3 separate regions of the Homo sapiens genome follow, and all the other regions are linked to region 2. Evidence: chromatin contacts called from ENCODE Hi-C or POLR2A ChIA-PET data. All regions are on one chromosome and are shown on one strand. Each heading gives the region's core, a stretch centred on a gene start or an enhancer-like site at or near the end of the contact. The rest is flanking DNA. Distances are from core to core; before and after follow the strand shown. Region 1 holds the start of GPR146 (G protein-coupled receptor 146). Region 2 overlaps ADAP1 (ArfGAP with dual PH domains 1). Region 3 holds the start of GPER1 (G protein-coupled estrogen receptor 1).

Evidence for each region. A loop is a pair of places that touch in the nucleus more often than their neighbours do. ChIA-PET counts read pairs that join two places held with the same protein, here RNA polymerase II (POLR2A). Pooled maps may share reads with other maps.
Region 1: a map of IMR-90 shows a loop between it and region 2 (4-fold over the local background). The contact joins the promoter of GPR146 here to the enhancer-like site in region 2. A Hi-C loop is called at or near these places in 2 of 168 maps with a recorded cell type or tissue (IMR-90 and pancreas) and 6 of 50 pooled maps. POLR2A ChIA-PET finds 5 or more read pairs at or near these places in 2 of 52 experiments (CD8-positive, alpha-beta memory T cell and WTC11).
Region 3: a loop to region 2 is called in a pooled map, with 2.6 times the contacts of the local background. The contact joins the promoter of GPER1 here to the enhancer-like site in region 2. A Hi-C loop is called at or near these places in 2 of 168 maps with a recorded cell type or tissue (B cell and body of pancreas), 1 of 37 single-sample maps with no recorded cell type and 5 of 50 pooled maps. POLR2A ChIA-PET finds 5 or more read pairs at or near these places in 2 of 52 experiments (A673 and GM12878).

What each region holds. Positions count from the first base shown.
Region 1 is chr7:1,043,074-1,046,334 of GRCh38, forward strand. GPR146 (G protein-coupled receptor 146) reads left to right here and starts at 1,473. Exons shown (of 2, transcript NM_001303473.2): 1 at 1,473-1,585. All of the region lies in intron 2 of CHLSN (cholesin), which reads right to left. RefSeq lists an enhancer at 592-1,147 and silencers at 1,253-1,742, 1,923-1,972.
Region 2 is chr7:899,840-903,100 of GRCh38, forward strand. ADAP1 (ArfGAP with dual PH domains 1) reads right to left here. Exons shown (of 11, transcript NM_006869.4): 7 at 694-777; 8 at 263-325. Among named protein-coding and RNA genes, the nearest start is that of GET4, 25 kb to the left of the region's middle. RefSeq lists enhancers at 1-109, 2,168-2,227 and a silencer at 1,738-1,807. Within about 2 kb of position 1,817, at least 3 of the 41 ENCODE cell types and tissues checked have a DNase peak (open chromatin) inside an H3K27ac peak, as active enhancers do.
Region 3 is chr7:1,086,207-1,089,763 of GRCh38, forward strand. It overlaps GPER1 (G protein-coupled estrogen receptor 1), which reads left to right and starts at 1,907. Exons shown (of 2, transcript NM_001098201.3): 1 at 1,907-2,115. All of the region lies in intron 2 of CHLSN (cholesin), which reads right to left.

The DNA of each region.
Region 1 (3,261 bases), core at 223-2,722, 140 kb after region 2:
AAACCCCATCTCTACTACAAAAAAAAAAAAAAAAATTAGCTGGGCATGGTGGCACGCACCTGTAATCCCAGCTACTCAGGAGGCTGAGGCTGCAGTAAGCCAAGATCGTGTCATTGCACTCCAGCCTGGGCAACATGACAGAAACTCTGTCTTTAAAAAAAAAAAATATTAAAATGCACATGGTGACCTATCTCATTGACGCTAAGGCGTACTCTCACTTTATCATCTCTAATGTGAGGCTGCGCCTTAAAATCAGCAGTATGTCGGAATGCAGTGGGCAGAGGGCCTTCTTTTTAGTAATCCATAAAGTAATGGCATAGCTAACACTAATCAATCGTGTCTTAGGTTTGATGAAATACGGACGTATCTACCTCAAAACAATGGTTGAGGCTCAGAACAGAACCTGACACAGAATACGCCCTCAGGTATCGGTGTTGGCTGCTTGTGACTGACTTTGGCAAGTAAGATCAGTACCCGGCACCTCTGGGCACACAGGGCCCGGGCTGCATCCACTGTGCCAGGGACCTGGTGCCGGGCTGGGCAGCAAGTCAGTATCACATCAGCAGGCGTGGGCCGTGGTGAGCCTCTCCCTGCCCTCCCGCTGGAATAGAAAGCTGATCCCGACGTCCCACTCCGACCCACGGTCAGGAAGCCGTCCTGTCCAGGAAGGTGGCTGAGGTACATCCCTGAACACAGTAGGCCACAGCATCATGCAGCGGAGGGCCAGTGGCCGCTATTCTTCCTGCTGGTGTTCCACTCGGCCCGCAGCTCACAGCAAGTCTATGCGGAACTGTGCAACCCACATGCTTTGATTTTCAGAAATGTTCTTAGATCCTGAACCAGAATGTGCTGCAGGGGGGACTGTTTCACCTCAAAAATTACAGCAAAGTAAATGTCCTTGTTTCAACTTTTCCAATGTTTAACTTGTAACAATAGCTACAAAAGTAATCAGGCAGCAATGTGTTTCTTTAAACGGCTTTCCTGTGAGTGTTCCGTTTACAAAGAAAATCCTAAAACCAGGAAGTAATTGGTGACTTTGGAAACAGCAAGCAAACTTCGGTGAAGAAAGAGGGGCAGGTGTACCTGGAAGGACTAACTTGCAGCCACTCATTTCCTTTGGAGGGCGGTGGGGCCTGCACCCTGCAGATTAGGGTATATTCTGACTCAGCAAAATAGGCACCAGCGCCTGTAAAAAGAAACCGCGCTGGGCACTAAGAGAATTCTCAAAAACTCCCAGAGCCCTGGGTGTGTGTCCTCCCACAGGGAATCTCGCACGAGTTCGTCAAATGGCTGGTCTCAGGTTACACAACCAGCACTGCCTCCACCGCCACCGCCCCCCAACCTCACTGGTCCGAGCGGTTCCCCGCGGTCTAGCCGCGAGGGCGGGGCCGGGGGGCGGAGGCCAGGGCGGGACCAAGGCTGGGGGCGGGGCCAGGCATGGCTGCCGCTCGCCGGCCGGGGGCGGGGCCGACGGTCACGTGTGTACACAGGGCCCGGGCGGCGTGCGCGCCGTGAGCCCCGCCGCCTCCGCCAGCCCGAGCTGCCCGCCCGGCGGCGACTGCGCCGGCCGCCGCCCAGCAAGCCGGTGAGTGGGGCCCGGGAGCCTGGGTCGGGTCGGTGGGGCACACCCCAGTCTCCGCCTGGGGAGGGAGCCAGCCCCAAGCTGCTGTGGCTCCCACGGCGGGCGCTGCGCTTACTGGGACCCGGGTCCTCTGGCCGCTGCCCACTGCGGGGCTCCGTGCCCTTGCCAGGAGGGGACCGCTGTCCTCCGGCCGCGCTCCGAGCTGAGCCCCGGGGGCGGGCTTTCGGTCATTAACCTGGTGATGGCAGCTGAATCTGCTGCTGGCGTAGGCGGCACAGCGCCGCCACCGGCTCTCCCATGTCCGACAGGGCACCACTGATCCTGCTCTCCTGGGCCACTATGGTGACTGCTTTCGGCCCCTTCTGTGATTAGTATTTTAAAGTGAGTTTTGGATCTGTGTCTACATGGAGGTGTCGGATCTGCTGTCAGTTGTCTTGGACAGTTGGCAGGGCATGGGACGGCTCTTTCAAAGCTTCACTGGAAGGCAGTGCTCTCCAGCCGCCAAACCACCACTACCAGCAGCAGAAAACCCACTATTAAGTTAGTATTACAAACCTGGCAAGTCAGTTCTCTAAATTAGGCATAAGTCTATGAATCTTGATGTGACTGGTCACAGTGGCTTATCTCTGCATGCATGCTACGTGGTGGACCAGAGGATAATTCTGTATTCGTCGTCCACAGCCTTTGATCTCTTCCCTGCCCATGAAGATGTACTTGAGTCCTCCATTCCACTTTAAATAGCCAGCTCCTGTCCACACGGAACAGCACGACATCTTTTATCTTTTGCTACCTGCAGCACCTAGCAGAGGCCAGCATTCAATAACAGAGGGCCAAGAGGCTTGCTTTAAAGGCCTCTGCAAACTTGTATGAGTAAAATGGTTCTGACCATGTTCCCAGGCTCCTCACGCATAGTGGTGATGAGATAGTCTACCGTCCTAACTGGGGCACCGTTGAGAGTGAACGGAGGCACTGTTAATAATTAGACGAAGTGCACACTCACAGTACCCATGACCTGCTGTGCAGCTCCTTCAAGAACTACTGTAAGGCCTGGCTCCCCAACCAGAACCCCTGTTGTCTTCCTCAATGAAGAAGGCCTCTGAAGACAAGTGACTTAAGAACATAGTTTATATGTATTGAATACTGTTGTGCCTTTTCACAGAGAAGAGGTCGGGGCCAGAGCAGCTCACTGCCCGACGCCACACACATCCGTGCTGGCGTCCACGTGTCATCCTGCCTCTCTAGCCAGCATGGACATATCCTGAGGATGGAGGACAGAGGAACACAGATTTAGGGCAGAATGTAAATGTGAAAGTTGACTTGGAGTCCCTGCAACTCATAAGCCCCAGTAGGCTGATGAAGAGAGAAGGGCAAAGGGCGCGCACCTCATGTGGGTCTTAGGTTAGGATGTAAAGGCTGATTATGTCTATCATACAATGAATCAATGGCATACTGCACAGATCGCTGCATGGGGAAATATGCTCGTGTAATTTACAGTCGGAAGAGGGACATGCTGCTCACTGGGGCAGGGAGAAGAAGGGGCTCCTCAGGGAGCTGCAGCTCTCACAGCCCCTAGGATGTCACCTGGAATCCTGAAAAAATAACTGCCGCCTGGCCTTTAATGACCCAACCACAGCGAGGTCTTGCCTTTGCAGAAGGAAATTATCACCCAGAGAACCCGG
Region 2 (3,261 bases), core at 567-3,066:
GTGGGCCCCTGGCCGCGCAGGTGCACGGTCCCGTGGGTGAGGAAGCTGGTCAGACGTGAGCGGGCAGGGAGGGTCTAACCAAAGCCTAGGACAGTGGCCCGAGTCCTCGGGGACCCCGGCCAGGCACAGACAAGGGGCTGTGAGGACCCACCAGACACCAGTTTAAAACACAGGCGGCAGCTGGCAAGGCTGCTGCACTTCAGTCCGAGACCCACCATGGCGTACCCCAGGCCACCCCAGGCCGCACGTGCGGCACACCCACCTTGGGCCCCGTCTTCTCCATGTAGCCTTCCTTCAGGTAGTTCCTGGAGAGCTTTGGCACCAGCTAGGGCAGGACACACCAGGCAGGGGACCTCAGAAGTGCAGCTCAGGCCGAGCCCCTCCCTGGCTGTGCCCCTCTGTGCTCCCCTCACCCCGGGCCACCAGGTCAGGGCCCAGGCCTGGCTTAGCCTCCGCAGGATCCACATTTCTGCCTCTGCTTGCCACCCCTTCCCTCCCCGCTTTCCCCTTTGGCTGAGCTGAAGTTCTAGAGTGAGGCAGGAGGGCTGCAGGCACGTCAGGGTGAGCCCTTGGCCAGTCCCAGGCCCACCCTAGGGCTCAACATCATCCCAGACTCAGGGCACGAGGGCTCCGTCCACCCCCCACCCCACCACCCCTGTCTGCCCTGGAGCTGACCGCAGGGCCGCCACTCACATCTGCGTCGCCGGCCCCTGGGAATGCCACCTGCAGGTAGTGGAAGCGAGCAGCTCGGAGTGCATTGAACCAGTCCACAATCTCCTAGGGGCAAAGGTGGGCACAGGCTTGGGCTGAGGAGGCTGCAGCGCTGGGGTCCCCACAGAGGGGCTGGGGTCCCCACAGAGGGGCCGCTTCCCCCAGAGCCCAGCCCCTTCCTCCTCCCCGGCACCTCAGCTCCCAGCAGTCCTGCCGCAGGCCTGGCCCCTGTGCCCACGCTGAGGCCGGGGCTGCTACACAGGGGCTGCCCCTCTGCGGGAGGGCAGGTGCAGCCTCCCCCGGCGAAGTCCTGAGAAGGGCCGAAGGGCCGAAGGGCCGGGCCGGGCCGGGCTGGACAGGGTCGGGGGCTGCCATCCAAGCTCACTCTGTGGCCCTGGTGCTGCTGGGGCCTGGGCCAACTTGCCTTCCTTTCAGATGGTGCTATTTTTATGAAGATCCTTATTTTGTAGCTCAAGCAAGTCTTGGGGTGGTGGGAGAAGGGAGGCTCATCTGTTTATAAACGCCCTTGGAGCTGTGGCCCCTACCGAGAGTGGGCAGAGAGCAAAACTGCTCTCCAGGGAGCCGCCCTGGTCCTCTGGAGAGCGTGGGGTGGGCCAGCACCCTGGAACAGAGGGCCCATAGCCCAGGCCTGGCACCCAGCCCCACGTCGGGTGCCCTCTGGGTCTAGACTTCAGCCTGGCTGTCCCCTGCCCCTAGACCCAGCGCCCCTCCTGGGGTCTGCCCAGACCCTTGGCCCCATGACATTATAACCTGCGCCCTGGGCCTCCTGTTCAGCCTACAGCCTGGAGCTGGTGACCTCTGGAAAGGTGCCCATCTTTACTCTTGGCTGCACCCTCTCCTGCCCAGGAAGAGCCAGGGAGCCCCATCCCTCCTCAGGCTTCTCCCCAGCCCCTTTGGCCTTGACTTTTGTCCCACAGGCAAAGCCCCCAGCACTGGACCAATCCAGTCACGGCTTCTCCAGCTGGCACCCGGCCCAGCACCAGCTGGAGGATGGTGTAGCCCCAGGCTCCTCCCATAGCAGTGGGATTGCCCTGTCCTCTTCCAGTGGCCCCACCCAGCAAAGCCCCACCCACCCCGACTGCCCCTCATCGGCCTCCAGCCCTGCTTTCTCCTGTGGCCCTTCCTCCTAGGCCACGCCCACAAGCCACACCCACGCCACCCAACCAGCCCGAGGCCCCGCCTCCCCTCCTTCCCCCGCCCACCCTTTCCTCCGGCCCGCCCCGTCCCATTTGGCCCCGCCCTCCCTCCTCCTAGAGGAAGCTGAACCCGTCCACACCACACTGCCCCAAAGGCCTTGGGAATTCACAGCTCCAGGTCCCCCGGAAATGCAGGGGGCTCTAAGCAGAACTGGTTGGAAAATCGCCCCTTTTCCCCCAGCAGGAGATGGAGCCGACTCTGGGGCTCCGGGCAGACGGGGCATGCCTGGTGCACTCCACGCTGGAGCTCTGTGACCCTGCAGGCTGCAGCGGAAACTCCCTCAGCTCCCACAGCTGGGGGCCAAGCGTCTGCCCTGGGCGGGGGGAATTATCTTTGGAGGATCAGGAGTTGGACACCAGCCTGACCAACATGGTGAAACCCGGTCTCTACTAAAAATACAAAAATTGCGGCTGGGCGCAGTGGCTCACACCTGTAATCCCAGCACTTTGGGAGGCTGAGGCAGGTGGATCACCTGAGGTCGGGAGCTCGAGACCAGCCTGACCAACATGAAGAAACCCCGTCTCTACTAAAAATACAAAATTAGCTGGGTGTGGTGGCGCATGCCTGTAATCCCAGCTACTCGGGAGGCTGAGGCAGGAGAATGACTTGAACCAGGGAGGCAAAGGTTGCAGTGAGCCGAGATTGCACCACTGCACTCCAGCCTGGGTGACAAGGGCGAAACTCTGCCTCAAAAAAAAAAAAAGAAAGAAAAGAAAGAAAGAAAAATAAATACTCCAAGAACCAAAGGCTCTCTGAAAAACTAAATGCATGACAGCAGAAACAAAACCCTCAACACAGTGTTGGAGACAAAGTTGAAGAAATTTCCCAGAAAGTAGAAGAAAAATGAACCAGTTTAAGAGCACCAATAACAGGAGTTTCAGAAAATGAGAACAGGGAAAGTGGAGGGAGGAAATCATTAGATAAGAAAGCAATCCCTGACCTCATGGAAACCAGTAACTGGACTGGAAGGGCCACCCTGGGCCTGTACCCAGCACATGAAAAGACGAGGGACCCTTGCCAACACACGCACAGCATTGGAGAATTTCAAAACCGCGGGACAAACGTACTAGGATGGAGGAATCCGTGGTGCAAAGCCTTCAGAATTAGCAGGAAAATTAATTCCAACCTAGAATTCTATATCTAGCCACAGTCTAAGCCAGGCAGGAGGTAGAACAGTCCAAGGTGCCAGGTGACCCCTTTCCCTCCAGGCACATCACTTCTACCAAGAGGAATAAGTAAACGAGAAAGACGTAGGACCCGGGCAGCAGGGCTCCACCCAGGAACCAGATGAGGCTGCAGGAGCGAGATCTCCAGGCCGTGGGAGTCGCAGGC
Region 3 (3,557 bases), core at 657-3,156, 190 kb after region 2:
GCCATGGGTTTGCACTAGCAGGGTGCAGCTATTTTTAAGTGACATGTCTCAGCTATTTCAAGGTTTGAATTTTTATTTTACTTATTTTTTTCTGTACTTTCTCATGACTCACATCTTTCAAAATTGTGTCTCAGGCATTTTTAATGCTGAAATCATCTCAACTTCACAGCTGGTCAAAAAATGTCTAAGAGCAAATCAGCTCTTTATCATCCAAATACAAAAAGGTACATATTAGAGTTGTCAACTTTCTACTGCTGGAAGAAAACTCCACGTTAGTATTTTTCCATTAAAAAATTAACACAGCATTCTGTTTAGGAAATGTGTGTATATTTCCTAAAATACACATCTGAAAGACTTTAAATTGCTATTGCACAGATGCCTTGAGCCCCAGCAGGTCCCGAGGGGCCGAGTGCCCCTGGAGGCCCAGCACCCCACTCTTGCACCTGCACCAGCTCTCCTGGCGGGGAGCAGGTCCCGAGGGGCCGAGTGCACCTGGAGGCCCAGCACCCCAGTCCTCTGCCTGCACCAGCTCTCCTGGGGGGGAGGGGGAAGGGGGGAGCCCACGCAGGTCTCTGAACCACGCCTCAGGCTGCAGCAGCCGCATTACTCATACTCAGCGGACAAAGGATCACTCAGCATTCAATCTCACCACTTCAAAACATTACAGAGGGAAAACGACACCTAGAAGTAGGAGTGAGATTCGCTGAAGTTCCCTTCTGAGGAAGACCCACCCCTCCGCCTGGAGAGCCGGGGCTGGCGGTGCCTGAGGACCCCTTCGGCCTGGACAGCCCACGCGGGCTTGGGGGGCCTCGCTCTGCCCTCATGGGGCGGCCATCGGTTCCCGAAGCGGCGAGTGAAAATTCAAATGGCCAGTAGGGGGCGCACTCGGAAGTGGCCGCCCCGCATGAGGCAGTTCAGCGGCCCCGAGAGTCCGGGGAGGGAGGTTTATTCTCCGCCTGCACGAGACTGTGAAATCCGCAACCATGAGCAGGAGAGGCGGCCCTGGTGGGGAAGAGGCCACCAACATCTGGACGGCAGGTAAGTTCCGACGCTTCTGCAGCGAGCGCGGGAGGAGGGACCTGAGGCACCGCTAACACTCAGAGAAAACTACCGGCTGAGGGTCCCTGGTCTGAATGCTTGGGACCGGAAGAGTTTCGGAGTTCAGATTTTTGCAGATTTTGGAATATCTGCAGGTACAGAATGAGAAAGCTAAATACGAAATTCATTTGTGTTTCATACACACCTTATACACACTGCCTGAAGGCAACTTTATAAAAACACTTTTAACAATTTCATGCATAAAACAAACTTTGAACTGCCTGGACTGCAGCCCGCCACACGAGGTCAGGTGTGGAATTTTCCACTTGTGTCACGACGCTCCAACAGTGTCGGACTGTGGGGCACTCTGGATTTCAGATTTCCAGATGCTTAACCAGTACTCAGATTCCTAAGTTACTTGTCAGAAATGCCTATTTCTTGGGATTACACTTCTCTCTGCAAATGTCTGTGAAATTCCTGTTAAATTCTTTATGGATCATGCACATGCTACTAAGTTAATTATGAAATTTAGTGTTTAACGCAGGTCAGTTGCAAAAACAAGAATATTGCTTGCTTCAACCCAGGAGGACAGGTTATTGCCTAAAAGATACACAACACCTAGTATGATGCCTTCAAACTTAAAGAAAGGTTTGTATCTGTGGGTGAAGAAAAGCAGTTAAACCAGAAACTTCCACAAAAACAAGTCTAGTAGAACTGAGCTGATTGCCAAAGTGTGGGAGAAAAAGGGCCAGCAAAAAAATGGTTAACACTAGCCTTCTGAGGAGGCCGCCCAGAGCCTGGCCAGAGAGGAGCCAGAGAGGAGCGGGGCGGAGGGGGCCTATAAAGCCCTGTGCCAAGGGGCAGACTCACTGGCTCAGAGGGAGGACGCACCCGCCAGCCAGCCGGGAACCTTCCCTCGCGGGCTCCCAGGGCGGGTCTCTTCCTCTCTCTAGCCCTGCTCAGGCATTCGGCAGGTCCAGCAGAGGTACACCTCCTGCAGCGGGTTCCAAGTGCACCTCCAGCCTGATGGGCCTGACCAAGGAGGCTTCCAGGAGCACAGAAGGGGCTGCAACCCAGGTAGGACTCAGCCTCGGCCTGGCGGTGCCATACCACTGACTAGGGGAGCGGGTGGGTGGTGCCACCCAGGCCGCTGTCCTGTTATGGGAACAGCTGAACACAGACCAGACACCTCACCCCCTGGTGAGAGCAGCACCCAGCTTCCCAAACTCAAGGCACAGACCCCTCTCCCCCGGAGCTCCGGTGGTCTCAGCGTGACCGCAGCAGGGGCTTTGCCTGGACGGCCTTTCTAACTCGTGCTGAAAGCAGGACCCAGTATTCCGTCACGTTCTGTCCCAGCAAGAACGTGTCTCACTTCAAGAAAATGAGGGTGCCCACTCTGCCCTGCCCTGCGGTGCCCCAGTCACTCTCACCAACCCTGAAGCCCTGGGAGGGCCACACGCCTTTTGACAGATGCAGACTTAATACAGCTGACTAAAGTGTGGCTTTATTTCTCTATGACAAGCAGAGGAAATCTGAAATGAGGTATTGCACTGTTTATAACTCCATGGCCACCTCCAGTGAGGACGTGGGGCCAGTGGTGAATGGCACACTAGGTTCCTCTCACCCAGGACCACATCAGACACTAGGACACATCAGACACCAGGTCCCGTATCTTCTCGGTGTCTGGCAACGATCAAAAGACTCAATTTACATGGGAAAGAAATGAATGACTCGTTTTTAAACTATTTTTCCCTTGGAGTTCATTTAACAAAATTAGGAAAGAAAATAAACGTTAAGTTGAGGGTTCTGCCCACCTTTAAACTTCCTGCCACGCCACGGTCTAATACGTTCCAAAATTTCTACATTTAAAGAGCAAAACAAGTCCTCTGTGCCGTTTTTAAGAAATTAAATACAGAGGCGAAATGCGGAGTCTTTCAACCTTCCCGACAGAGCCTGAGAGCAGAGGCATTTATGCTGTTCAATGGTATTATCTACTAAAGATGAATCAAGAGTGCAAAATAACCAAAATCAAATTCACCAGCCCCAGCTAAGTGAAGGTTATTCAGTACTTTTAGAATAACTGACACAGAGGCAGTGATTCATCTTGTCTTCCCCACCCGCCTGTTTTTGAGATGGGGCCTCACTGCAGTAGCTCAGGCTCGAGTGCAGTGGTGTGATCTCGGCTGAGGCTCGAGTGCAGTGGTGTGATCTCGGCTGAGGCTCGAGTGCAGTGGTGTGATCTTGGCTCACTGCAACCTCTACCTGCCAGGCTCAGGCGATCCTCCTGCCTCAGCCTCCCGAGTAGCTGGGACTACAGGCGCACACCACTATGCCCAGCTACTTTTTTTGTCTTTTTTTAGTAGAGACAGGGTTTCGCCATGTTACCCAGGCTGGTCTCGAACTCCTGAACTTGAGCAATCCTCCCACCTCATCTTCCTGAAGTGCTGGGATTATAGGCCAGCCTTTTTTTTTTTTTTTTTTTTAAGTAAGTATTTTCAAGCAATAGGTCAACAAATCTC